Regions from separate parts of the Homo sapiens genome. Here region 1 is linked to region 2. Evidence: chromatin contacts called from ENCODE Hi-C or POLR2A ChIA-PET data. All regions are on one chromosome and are shown on one strand. The core of a region is the stretch at or near the end of the contact, and the rest is flanking DNA. Distances in the headings are between cores, read along the strand shown. Region 1 has its middle 120 kb from the start of LINC01031. Region 2 holds the start of RGS2 (regulator of G protein signaling 2).

What was found. Hi-C counts contacts between places; a loop is a spot of excess contacts on that map. ChIA-PET counts read pairs that join two places held with the same protein, here RNA polymerase II (POLR2A). Pooled maps may share reads with other maps.
Region 1: a map of naive thymus-derived CD4-positive, alpha-beta T cell shows a loop between it and region 2 (24-fold over the local background). The contact joins the enhancer-like site here to the promoter of RGS2 in region 2. A Hi-C loop is called at or near these places in 2 of 168 maps with a recorded cell type or tissue (both naive thymus-derived CD4-positive, alpha-beta T cell) and 8 of 50 pooled maps. POLR2A ChIA-PET finds 5 or more read pairs at or near these places in 1 of 52 experiments (CD4-positive, alpha-beta T cell).

What each region holds. Positions count from the first base shown.
Region 1 is chr1:193,417,233-193,423,751 of GRCh38, forward strand. No RefSeq gene overlaps it. Among named protein-coding and RNA genes, the nearest start is that of LINC01031, 120 kb to the left of the region's middle. Within about 2 kb of position 1,364, at least 7 of the 41 ENCODE cell types and tissues checked have a DNase peak (open chromatin) inside an H3K27ac peak, as active enhancers do; they include CD4-positive, alpha-beta T cell, where a contact is called at or near this core.
Region 2 is chr1:192,807,092-192,813,370 of GRCh38, forward strand. RGS2 (regulator of G protein signaling 2) reads left to right here and starts at 1,948. Exons shown (of 5, transcript NM_002923.4): 1 at 1,948-2,090; 2 at 3,075-3,176; 3 at 3,279-3,340; 4 at 3,890-4,056; 5 at 4,311-5,184. The coding sequence starts at 1,981. The coding sequence ends at 4,505. RefSeq lists silencers at 399-488, 1,425-1,634, 3,142-3,201 and an enhancer at 1,965-2,184.

The DNA of each region.
Region 1 (6,519 bases), core at 114-2,613, 610 kb after region 2:
TTCATTCCAATAAATAGGTCTTGTTTTGAATTCAAACAGTTAAATGAAAGATTCTCAAGCATTTTCTAAAGAGTTTCATTTTCCTTATATATGATACTGCTATAAATAAATTGCCTTTTCATTGAGTTTTTCATCCAAAAATTTTAGGTAGCATTTAAAAAGCTTTGGATCTCATAATAACACCTCACTTAACTGAATCTGCATGCTTGTATTCAGTCTAAATTAAGAAAAGGTATGAAGCCTGATGCACTGTGAAAGATGCTGAAATCCCCCACACTTTCAAGTTACTCCTCCCCTGTCTGTGATGCTGAAGTTCTGCCTTGCTCTAAATCTTCTTCTTCTTCCTCTTTCTTTCTTTCTTTTTTTTTTTTGAGACAAGTTCTTGCTCTGTTGCCAGTCTGGAGTGCAGTGGCATGATCATGACTCACTGCAGGCTCGACCTCCAGGGCTCAAGTGATTCTCTCACCTCAGCCTCTCAAGTAGCTGGGACTACAGGGATGCTCCACCATGCCTGGCTGATTTTTGTATTTTTTGTAAAGATGGGGTTTTGCCATGTTGCCCAGGCTGGTCTTGAACTCCTGAACTCAAGCAATCCACCCGCCCTGGCCTCCTAAAACGTTGGGATTATAGGCATGAGCCACGACACCTGGCCCTAAATCTTTTTAACGTCCACTTTCTGATGTAGTTGCAGCCAGAAATACACATTAATTGAATGCTTGTGACAGGGATCACTTCAGATAATATTTTGTTTATGTAATTAGCTTCCCTTAATTAAGGGTCAAACCTGAGGGACTTCTTCAACCATTGCTATCCAAACTTTGCATTAAATGCTTTTAGTTTTACTCACGGTAATTCTATTCCAGGACAGATAAATCCCACCAGGACATTCTGACCTGGTTCTGTCCCCTGTACACACAAACAGATAAACTCAACTTCAGCTCCAAGGTCCTCGTTTTTGACTTGTTCATCTTTTCCAAGGCTGAATTGCAGAGACATTGCTTCTATCTCGTTTTCATTTTATTTTCCCTTCTTAACTTCCAACTTTTTCTTTTTCTGATGCTGACATGGAAGCATTAGCTTGAAAAAGCTGTTGATAACTCCCTATATGTCTGGGAAGAGAAGCAGGATCTGACTGGGACATGTAGCTTTTACATTTCTCCTCTCCTTTAGCACAGAAATTCTTGCAAAACTTTCTTGTCATTTAGAAATTTTAGTAGGTATAGGGGCTTAAAGGAAAGGAAATAGAGAAAAGCTGTTCTTCATTAACAGGAGAAGACCTCGGGCTGCTGAATAAAGGAGAGCAGGTTGGGAGACAGGCAAGTGAGAGACAGGAGTTTGAGAGCAGTGAATTAGCAGAAGACTTGGAACTGAAAGAAAGGGAAAGTGAAAGTGCTGGAAATAAAGTTATGTGTGGGGTAAGTGATGAACACATCATATACTCATACTTTTCTTTACCTTGGTTTCACTCCTATCAGACAAATGCCTAGGACTGTGTGAATCTTGTCCAAATTCATCAGAGAATTTTTTTATTCTATGGGGAGGAAAAATGTATGGTTTCATGAAATACTTCTTGCCTTCCTGTCTTTTCCCCTTTCAATTCATTCTGCACCACGTATGGTTAGCGAACTGATTTCCTAAAACAGTCTTTCATTATGTCACTTTAAAATGGAAGAATCTGTAATGGTTCCTTATTGCCTATTGTATAAAGTATAAACATCTCATTTTATATTTTAACCACATTCAGCATTATTTCCTACTGTTTTTCCACGCATACCTTTTGCTATCTCCCCTAACTCTACACTTTTTCTTGGCTTTGCATTTTTAAATTCATTTCTATGAAACACATATATCTTTGATACCAACAGTTAGATTAGCGCTACCTGACTACAGATGATACAAACAAATACGACTAAAGTAGCAATCTTTATGTAGTTATTTTGCCTGGAAAGCCTTTTTTTCTTATTATCATAATAACATAAATTTGTGTAGTGTTCACATTTTCCAGTCCTTTATCGTGCATGGTCCATATCAGTACTTCTCAAAGTTGGATATGAGCAAGAATCATTAGTAAAGCCTGAGAGAGATTCCTGTGCCCCACTCCCAGAGATTCTGAGTCAACACATGTGGGTTGAGACCCTAGATTTTCCATTTCTAACAAATTCCCAGGTGCTTTCCCACACTTTCTATTTTCCTATGATGCTGATGGTTCAGGGACCATACTTTGAGTAGCTCTAGTCTATCCAATAACCCTAAGGAGTAGGCTGTATCATCTTCAAGATAGAAATGGGGAGAATGACACTCGGAGGAGCACAATTGACTAATCAATGGTCCTGTGACTTGTGAATTATAGCACTAGAACTCATGTTCTCTGAGCTGTGATCAAGTGTCATTAGTATCTCATCCTACTGCCTGTGTACAGTCTAAGGCATCATACATATTTATGACAGCTTTGAATGCTTAGCTCAATTCTTACTTCAGTCTGGCAAAAAAAAAGTGAGGATTTTTGCTTGTAATGATTTATGATACTTAGTATATACATTAGTAGTTCTCGAAGTTCAGTCCGTGTATTCTATGGGTCTCTTAGATCCTTTCTGAGTGTTTTAGAGTTTAAAGCTATTTTCATAATAATGCTAACAACATTGTTTACCTTTTTCACTGAGCTGACATTTGCAGTCAGGGTGAAAAAACAAGGGTGGGTAAAACTACTGGCACCTTAGCGTGAATCAAGGCAGTGGCACCAAACTAAACTAGAAGTCATTGTATTTCTTCACCATACATTTACAGTTAAAAAAAATGCCAGGGACGCTGAAAAGTATCTTTAGGAAGCAGTAAAGATTATTAGTTTTATTAGATCTCAACCTTTGTGTGTATGTCATTTTAACTTTCTGTATAACAAAATGGGAGGTAGGAAGAAAGTCCTTTGGTTTCATAGTGTGACGTGTGATGGCTGTTTTGAAGAAAAGCGCTTATGTATGTCTGAATTGCAAGCTAAACTAGCTGCTTTTTTCATGGCATGTCATTTTCACTTGAAGGGACAACTGACAGGTAAACTAGGGTTATCCTAATTTATTTGGCAGACATTTTCATAAAAATAAATGAAGCGAGCAGGTCATTTTAAAAAAGGAACTGATATTTTTTTGTTGTTGTCAATAAAAATATTTGAGCTTCCACACAAAAATTAGAAATTTGGAAAACTAGTATTTATCACCATAAGGTAGTCAGTTTCCCAGTACCTAAAGACTTTTCCAGTGAGACAGGTGGTGGTATTAACGAATGTGATTTTTTGACAATGTGATGAAATGGATCAACATTTGGAAGGCCTAAATAGTTCAGTGAACAGATACCTTTCATGTGATCAATGCATGGTTAACAAAAAGGTCTGTTTAAAGTGCCAAATGGACTAATGATTTTTAATGTAATAGAATACAAAAAGTTCATGGATGTGGTTTTCAATGTCACATTATGGTGTATTATCAAAGAAGAATAAACACAATTACCTGAAAAGGCTATTAAAATACCCTTTCCTTTTCTAACAACATATCTGTGTGAGGCCATGTTTCTTTTTTTCATAGATTTTAACCAATCAACATATTACAACAAACTGAATATAGAAGCAGATATAACGAATAAACTGTTTATGATTAAGCTGGAAGGTAAAGAGTATTGTAAAAGTGCTTGTCAATGCCGCTCTTCTCACTCAAGTATTTTGCTTTGGAAAATGTGGTTATTTTTTGAAAACAGATATTACTTATGACATCATACAATGGGTTTACATTGTTATTTTAAAGTGAATCAATAAACAAAATATTTTTAAAAGTCTCCATTTTATTTTCTAACATGGCAAATGCCAATAAATAAAACCTATAGAAATTTAGGGGTATAAAGGAACTCTTAGACTGAAAAATTTGAGAATTGTTGGCTGACTTTATGAATTTTGGTAATTGATTACATTCAGTATGTTAGTAGCATGGAAATAGAAATGGCCTAAAGTTAAAAATAACAACAACAACAACCACTTTGATTTTGGCTTTGTGAAAATTAAAAGCAATTCTCAGTTACAATGCTGTAACCAAGTGTCTGGAATAAAGAATCCTACTATGTAAGATACTTCTAAGCATTTTTAAGTTTGTGTTTTTAATATAATAATGCATATACATGAGTTTAAAAATAAAATTACATTTTAAGAGTCCTAGCCTAATCTTCACTACCTCTATTTTGTTTCTTCATGGGCAATTCTATTTAATTCTATTAGCTTTTTCTAATACTTACCCCCTTAATCTAGCACCCCTTCTGTGCTCTTCCAGAATCAGACAACCTCACTTGTCTCTAAAGAGTGTGGCTACTTGTTCTGTCACCTCCCCCGTGACCAGCCCTGCATAGGCTCTAACTAACCTCACTGAGCCATGACCGAACAACCTCTCACTTCCAGCCTGCCTCCTATGCCTCTTGCCTCATATCCAGGGCGTCCCTATTGACACTGAAGCAACACCTTGCTCACTTGATGACTGTGTTTGTTTATTTTTATTTTATTTTATTCATTTACTTTTTCAGATGGAATCTCACTCTGTCACACAGGCTGGAATGCTATAGCATGATCTGAGCTCACTGCAACCTCAGCCTCTCGGGTTCAAGTGATTCTCCTGCCTCAGCCTCCTGAGTAGCTGGGATTGCAGGCATGTGCCACCACGCCTGGCTAATTTTTGTATTTTTAGTAGAGACAGGGTTTCACCATGTTGGCCATGCTGGTCTTGAACTCCTGACCTTGTGATCCACCCACCTCGGCCTCCCAAAGTGCTGGATTACAGGCATGAACCACTGCACTCGGCCTGTGTTTGTTTAATTCACACATGTGAAGTGAACCTTTGACCAGTAATTTATAGAAGCTGATGGTTAAGTCTTCTGCCCTCATCCCTAGCACAGTGGACAGTCTCAAGTGATTTCATTTACAGAGACTCTCACAATTGTGACAATGAGCCATCAGTTGTGCTTGCTATCAAGAGTAGCCGAGTTATAATTTGGCAACCACCTTTGATTGGGACTCACCTTTTACTTGTCTCATTCCCCCTTTCCGTTATTTCTCCTAATAAATTAGCAGCTCATCAGCCTTTGCCACAGGCTCTGCTTTTTGGGGAACCCAGGTTAAGACTCTCCATATTTCTAAACAAATTAAAAATCGTATCTTTACATTTTTCAATTTAAGCATTATCAATTGACTTTTTTCATGAAAAATGAGGATTTAGTGTTCTTATATTTCCTTACCCCACTCCCAATACATTTGCCATTTGCTGTCCCCTCTATAAATTCTGTTATAATTTTTGGTTAAATGAATATTCAGTGTTTATGTCATTATAACTGCCTTAATATGGTTTGCAGATGAGTCACATAGTGTATTAGGATACATTTCTTTACCCTTTAATTACTTAATTTTTATGTACCAATCACTAATTAAACCCCATACTCACTGACAGAACATTAAAACATCTCTCAATGTAGTCATACATCCAAGAAATCTATGAGTTCAATGTGTGTGTGTGTGTGTGTGTGTGTGTGTGTGTGTATGTGTGCACATGCGTGCATGCAGGCTTATCCTTTCTGAAAACTTTCATCTTTTTTCCCCGGTCAGAACTTGCTTTCTAGGTTTGCTGCCCAGCTGTCATTCTGGAGTACGTCTTTATCATCATCAGTTCATTTTACTCTTGTTTTTGGATCCTCTGTTTTGGAGTTTTTTTCTTCCTTTTCTTGGATTTCTCTTTTGCTTTTGTAGAGCACATCTTCCAAGAACCTTCTGAGAAAGTATTTGGAAGGCAAATCTTTTGAGACTGCACAAGTCTGTAAAGTCCATGTATATGTATATGTTGATGCTTTGAGATATAAACTTCTATTGCGTTTGTGCCACGTTGTTGGGCTTTTTTTTTCTTCTTTGAACTATGGTGTAATTTACTTTGACACAGTATGGAGCTATTCATGTATTGTTTGGGCACTTTGTGGGCTCAATGTATCATTATGAAGACATGGTCTTTCTTTATGGGAAATTAAAAAATTGTTTCTTTGATAATGTATTCTACTTTACATTTTCATTCCTCCTCTCTAGAACAGCAGTTAGGCAGATGTGGATCTTTGAATTGATCCTCTAATTTTCTCATTTTTTCTTTCCTATCATCCACACTTCCTTGGGGAGGAGAGGGATGAAGATTAGGAATGTCCTCAAGTTTATTTTTAACAATTTGAATAAATAGGTATATCCAAATTTTACTTCTAAAAGTTATCTGAATATTCTTTTTCTAGCATGTGATTGTTTCATATTGGAATATCTTTACTTATCTTTCTGTAGGTGTTAATTATAATGCTCTGAAGTTTTCTTCTGCTTCCTGCATTTTCTTTATTTCTTCTAAATTTCTCTCAACTATCTGCTCGTTTGTTTAGGTTTCTATTTTAATATCAGAGGCTTCTACTTTGGGATTTTCACCATTTTTAATCAAGACTTTCACTTAATCTCCTGTTTGCATACAGTATCTCATT
Region 2 (6,279 bases), core at 698-3,197:
TGCCACACATATGCAAATCAGTAATAAACTTCCGTACAGTACTTTAGAGCTTAGAAAAGACCTTTCATGTAAGAGTCACATAATATCCTATGAGGCTGGCAAGAAAATACATGTTACTCTTATTACAGATGAGAAACTGGGACTCAAAGAGGTGTGAAGCTAGTGTCCCAACAGTTACTTAGCATTTACTGGATAAGCCCAGGCTCTAACTGGGTCTCCTGACAGAAGTCCAGCTCTCTCTCTCTGCTGCCTCTTTGTCAGAACTCCTGGCCTGCCAGCGAATTTAACTGTCTATGAGTAAATTCTAACATCTAAGGTTCTAAGTATAAAATATATTGAGGTTTACAGTGGTGAGAAAAAGCAAGTGTCTGCGTATTACAGACAGCTGATAAATACGTATTGAGTCATCAGAAAGTGAAAATAGATGTAGGACTATTATGCAAAGCATAGGAGAGGAAGAGCATATGCTTAAGAAAAAATGGCATTCCTAGAGTTAACAAGCATGTTTCAAAGTATCTATTACTGAAATCTACACGATTTTCCTTTCCACAATAAAGTCCACAACTGTTGTCTTAAATAATAACTGCAGGTTTTGCCCTCCAAGTCAAACTTGGAGCTCCAACTACTGGCAGCTCACCGTAAGAATATATTAATTATTTCCAATTTCCTTTTAAGAAGTCGAATACAAAGTAGAGAGAATATCTGCAGCTTGGTTGCAAAGCCGCTTAAACATTTCACTGGCTAGTTCTGGTAATATTATCCGAAATCAACTCATTTTGTGGTTGAGGTAATCTATTTGTCTTTACCAATCAAGTCGTTTTAAAACCTTCAGGAGTAGAGATGATACTTGAAGAATTAACAAATAAAACTTAATCAAGGAAACTGTTAACTCATTCTCCCCCCTACTTTTTGCCAGTTATTAAATGTTCTGGTAAATCCTAACTCAACAAGAATGACTCATGAGGAAATCCTGACTCCTTGAACTCACTGATTCTGGTGCATTACAGCTATGAAATCTCTATGTCTGCAGCTTTCTCTCCCACCATAAGGAAATCTGTGATTTCTATTTTGGCAGGAGATGTGACCAAGGACTCCTGAGGAATGACCCTATAGACAGACCCAGCCACGTGCCTAGTAGTGATCAAAAATGCAAACCCAATTAAAGCACTGTCTTCTGATAAAGTCACTTTCTCTTGTTCAATCCCTAATGTTCATTCTCAAAGTGTTCCAAGACGCCCCAGCAAGCTGCAGAGCAGATCCCACCCTGCCCCTGGGCAATCAACGTTTCAGGTTACTCCTTCCTTAAGTTAAGTGGCAGAGAGAAACGGGCGAGGGTCTCCCCATTGCCTCAGTTCACAGACCAGGGGGTGTCGAATGAGTCCTACAGCAGGACAGCAAACAAGAAATGAGGCGCGGGGTCAGGGAACGCGCTCAAAAAAGGAAGAAAAATCCCACTCTTCATTCGAAATCAGGCCACTGCACTCCGGCCTCGTGGCGGGCGACCTCCTCCTGCCAGGGAATCGCCGCTCTGGCCTCGGGCTGGGGAGCCCGTCAGGGTGGGTGAGGGAGCGCCGGCGCCCCCGCCGGGCCGCCGCCAACTTCGGCTCCCTCCCTCCGTCGCAAAGCCCTCGAGCCCGCCCGGCCGCCACGCTTCAGCAAAAGGTCGTGCGCAGCGGCCCACACTGAAGACTCTCCATCTGCTCCCACACCTGCCCCAGCTGGCCGCTGCTATGTGGCCCGAGTGCGCAAGAAGCCGGGGCCGCAGACGTCAGCAGCGCCCCGGCTTCGAGACCCTTCGGCAGCAGCCGTGACTGCCGCCGGCGGGCGCTGACCCATCCCCGTGCCAGTCTGCAGCCGACCAATCCGCGTCCTCTTGAGGCGGGGCCGGAGCCGCGAGGCCCCGCCCCCAAGCCGAGGCCTCATAAATGCTGCGACGCACGCCCAGCCGCAAACAGCCGGGGCTCCAGCGGGAGAACGATAATGCAAAGTGCTATGTTCTTGGCTGTTCAACACGACTGCAGACCCATGGACAAGAGCGCAGGCAGTGGCCACAAGAGCGAGGAGAAGCGAGAAAAGATGAAACGGACCCTGTGAGTATGGCTTTCTTCCCTCTCCCGCCACCCCCTGCCCCACACTGCAAGCTGCAAACGCGGTACTTTCGGGCTCGCCTTTGACGTTAGGAAACTAGCCTGAGCCTATGCAGGGAAAAAAAATCGAAAAGGTCAATTTGTTAAGTAAGGTTAAATCTGGGTGATGCTCGGGTACAGTTTAAGAACCGAGGGAGACAGTTGATATGAGGGCGGTGGTTGATGCGCTAAGAAATTGCGGGTTGGCTTTTTGTCCTCCTGCATTCAAAATGACATCAGAATCCTGCGGCTGAAGCGCGTCCCCAGCATTCATACGTTGCATGATGAGTTCTCATCAGCTTACACAGCTACTGGAAGGTGATGCTCTTGCTGGTTCTGAATATACTCGTTTAAAATCCATTTTTGTTTTTTAATTATAGAGCAGATCTCACCCAGTCCGAATGTGGAACAAATAATTGTTATGCAGCGTCTGCTTAAAAGAAGTGTCGTAGGTGGGGAAGGAAGAGCGCAGGGGAATCAGTCACCCACCTCTTTGTACAGTCTCTGGCGTGGTCCAGAACCTCCTGCTCTAAAGAGAGAAGCGTGGGCCGGCTCCAGACAGTTCCATGTCTGTCCTTTTCATTAAAGTGCAAAACGTCTCGGAATTGTAATTAACCTTGCAAACAAACTGATGCCCTTTGTGAGCCAGAAATAGTGTCTGCCTTTTGAACTAAATTCATTAACAATTCTTTAAAATACCCTAGTGATTATAGGTAGCCCTGCCCTTAGTTGTAAAACTAGTAGATACGGTCAGATTAATGGACGAAACTGCTCAGTACATGAGGTTTAAATGTTAGGTGGATAAGACTTATTTGAAGAGTTCTTGCTTTGCCTTATGCGGTTTGTCTCTAGTTACTGGGTGACTTTATTTGGTAAAAATGCGTTCAGCTGCAGTAGCATATTCAAGTGTTGCTAGTTAGTAATTATCTTTTTAATTTTTTGTTTTAGTTTAAAAGATTGGAAGACCCGTTTGAGCTACTTCTTACAAAATTCCTCTACTCCTGGGAAGCCCAAAACCGGCAAAAAAAGCAAACAGCAAGCTTTCATCAAGTAAGTTGAGAATCCTGTGCTTGCAAATATCAATAGTTAGCTGCTGAACTGAAAAGGGGAACTCTGATGTGCGTAAGCTAACATACAGAACCTCTCTTGCAGGCCTTCTCCTGAGGAAGCACAGCTGTGGTCAGAAGCATTTGACGAGCTGCTAGCCAGCAAATGTAAGTTAACTCTTGAGCTTGAGCCATTGCTAACATCGCAAAAGCCTGGAAAGGCTGCGTCCACCTAACAAAAGAGCAGCTTGCCTGAGGGGGATTAGACTGCAGTCACTATAGGATAAAGCCTGTTTTTCTTTCCTTTATTTCCCAGGGTTTAACAAATAAATGCATATATTCTCTCCAGGTGGGGAAGAAAATCAGCCTAAACAAATTAAAGTGGCAGTTGCTTATAGTTAAGGTTGAGTCAGTTTTTCCATTGCATACAATGTTTTCAAGAGGCTTAGTTCCCAGAGAATTTATGGCTCCCCTATAAATATTTACTTTGCATTGACAGCAAAGTACTTATATTTTTGCAGCAGAGTGCCAACATAAGCCTTTTGCCTACTGGTATCTTAGTCTTTAAAAAGCTAAATTTTGAGAATTACAGGTTTGAGCGAAATCTAGAAAATTCATTTAGAAATAATTAAAATGTGAGGGATAGGAGAAACATAAGGAATCATTTGGTCTCTCAGTTCTTCACATTCTGCATGCTCTCTTTTCTCCCCCCTTCAGATGGTCTTGCTGCATTCAGGGCTTTTTTAAAGTCGGAATTCTGTGAAGAAAATATTGAATTCTGGCTGGCCTGTGAAGACTTCAAAAAAACCAAATCACCCCAAAAGCTGTCCTCAAAAGCAAGGAAAATATATACTGACTTCATAGAAAAGGAAGCTCCAAAAGAGGTAAGGAAACAAGTTCCTAATTTCAGCACAATCTGGACATCTTTAGCACAAAAGTGAAACAAAGTAATCAAGGACAAAGCGGGCTAGGAGGGGTAAAAAGTCCCTCCACGTTGTAGCTTTCAGTTATGTTAAAGTTCTCCTGTGACTTAGCTAGTAAAGCTAATCACACATAATTTTTATTTTTTGTTTTCAAATACTAAATTTTAATCTTTAACTCTGAATACCAAATAAACAACTTTTTTGTTTTATTTCAGATAAACATAGATTTTCAAACCAAAACTCTGATTGCCCAGAATATACAAGAAGCTACAAGTGGCTGCTTTACAACTGCCCAGAAAAGGGTATACAGCTTGATGGAGAACAACTCTTATCCTCGTTTCTTGGAGTCAGAATTCTACCAGGACTTGTGTAAAAAGCCACAAATCACCACAGAGCCTCATGCTACATGAAATGTAAAAGGGAGCCCAGAAATGGAGGACATTTCATTCTTTTTCCTGAGGGGAAGGACTGTGACCTGCCATAAAGACTGACCTTGAATTCAGCCTGGGTGTTCAGGAAACATCACTCAGAACTATTGATTCAAAGTTGGGTAGTGAATCAGGAAGCCAGTAACTGACTAGGAGAAGCTGGTATCAGAACAGCTTCCCTCACTGTGTACAGAACGCAAGAAGGGAATAGGTGGTCTGAACGTGGTGTCTCACTCTGAAAAGCAGGAATGTAAGATGATGAAAGAGACAATGTAATACTGTTGGTCCAAAAGCATTTAAAATCAATAGATCTGGGATTATGTGGCCTTAGGTAGCTGGTTGTACATCTTTCCCTAAATCGATCCATGTTACCACATAGTAGTTTTAGTTTAGGATTCAGTAACAGTGAAGTGTTTACTATGTGCAACGGTATTGAAGTTCTTATGACCACAGATCATCAGTACTGTTGTCTCATGTAATGCTAAAACTGAAATGGTCCGTGTTTGCATTGTTAAAAATGATGTGTGAAATAGAATGAGTGCTATGGTGTTGAAAACTGCAGTGTCCGTTATGAGTGCCAAAAATCTGTCTTGAAGGCAGCTACACTTTGAAGTGGTCTTTGAATACTTTTAATAAATTTATTTTGATAAATAATATTGAACACTTGGAGTCTAGATGTGATTTTATTTTTGATAACTGGAAATGTGGCAGATAAAGGGAAAACATCTTTATAGTAAAAGACATTTCAGTTTTTGTGCCTGCCCAGTGAGAATTGACAGTCTTCAGAACTGAGAAATGATAGTTGCAGACAGATAATTCTTTTTTTAAAACCTATAAGCATTATGCAGACCTAAGGAAGTCACATCCTTAGAACCACTGCATTTATGCTTTCTAATCTTAAAAAAAAATCAAGCTTGTTAATGAAACACTGATCTAAAGGATTCTGTATCTAAGTACCAGCTAAATATGAGAAGTAAATGTAATGGAGACAAGCACAAAAATTATTCACATAATTAAGCTTCTCAAATGAAGAAAGAAGCCAAATAAGGTCAATGTATGCCTGTCTTTATTTACTTTCCATTGGTTCCAAGCTCCCCCACAAGTACCAGCATGGGCTTCCAAGATACATACCTGAAATTGTTCCCTTCCATAATGTATCAATAGAAAATCTCAGAATTTTCCTGATTTTCATGCCTTCATTTGGCCAACAAAGAATCTGTTACTTTAGGTAATGATAAAGTCAAAAGAAGTGCGCTTTCGTTTCTTAGACTTAAATCCAGAAATGTGCTTTTTTCCACTTGAGAGAGGAAGCCCTTGAATCTGTTTTCAAACTGGCTAATTAAAAAGCACCCCTTCCTCAGCAGGCTGTTTTTTTCAATGTCCTTGATTATGGTCTTAATAAAAAAGGAGGAGGAACCCTGATTTTAGAGTTGGAAGAACTGACGCAAAGTAATCATTTCTCATAGCTTTGTGACCTTGGGTGTCCCCATTGTCTTCTCTGACTCTTCATTTTAGACCTTCCTGCCTTTCTGGTTTTATAAAGTAGTAAGGGACTTTAGAAATCATAAAGCACTAAGAACATTTTTTTTCTGATTTGCCAGAAGAAAAATTGACCTCCAGTAGTTTACTGTTTCCATTGTGATTGCACTAATTTTCACCTTAGCCAGAGTTTCTGGCACCAACAGACACAAGCTCTATTAGAGAGACTGCCTTGTCTACTGTATCACAGCAGCCAGAATAATACATAATAGGTGCT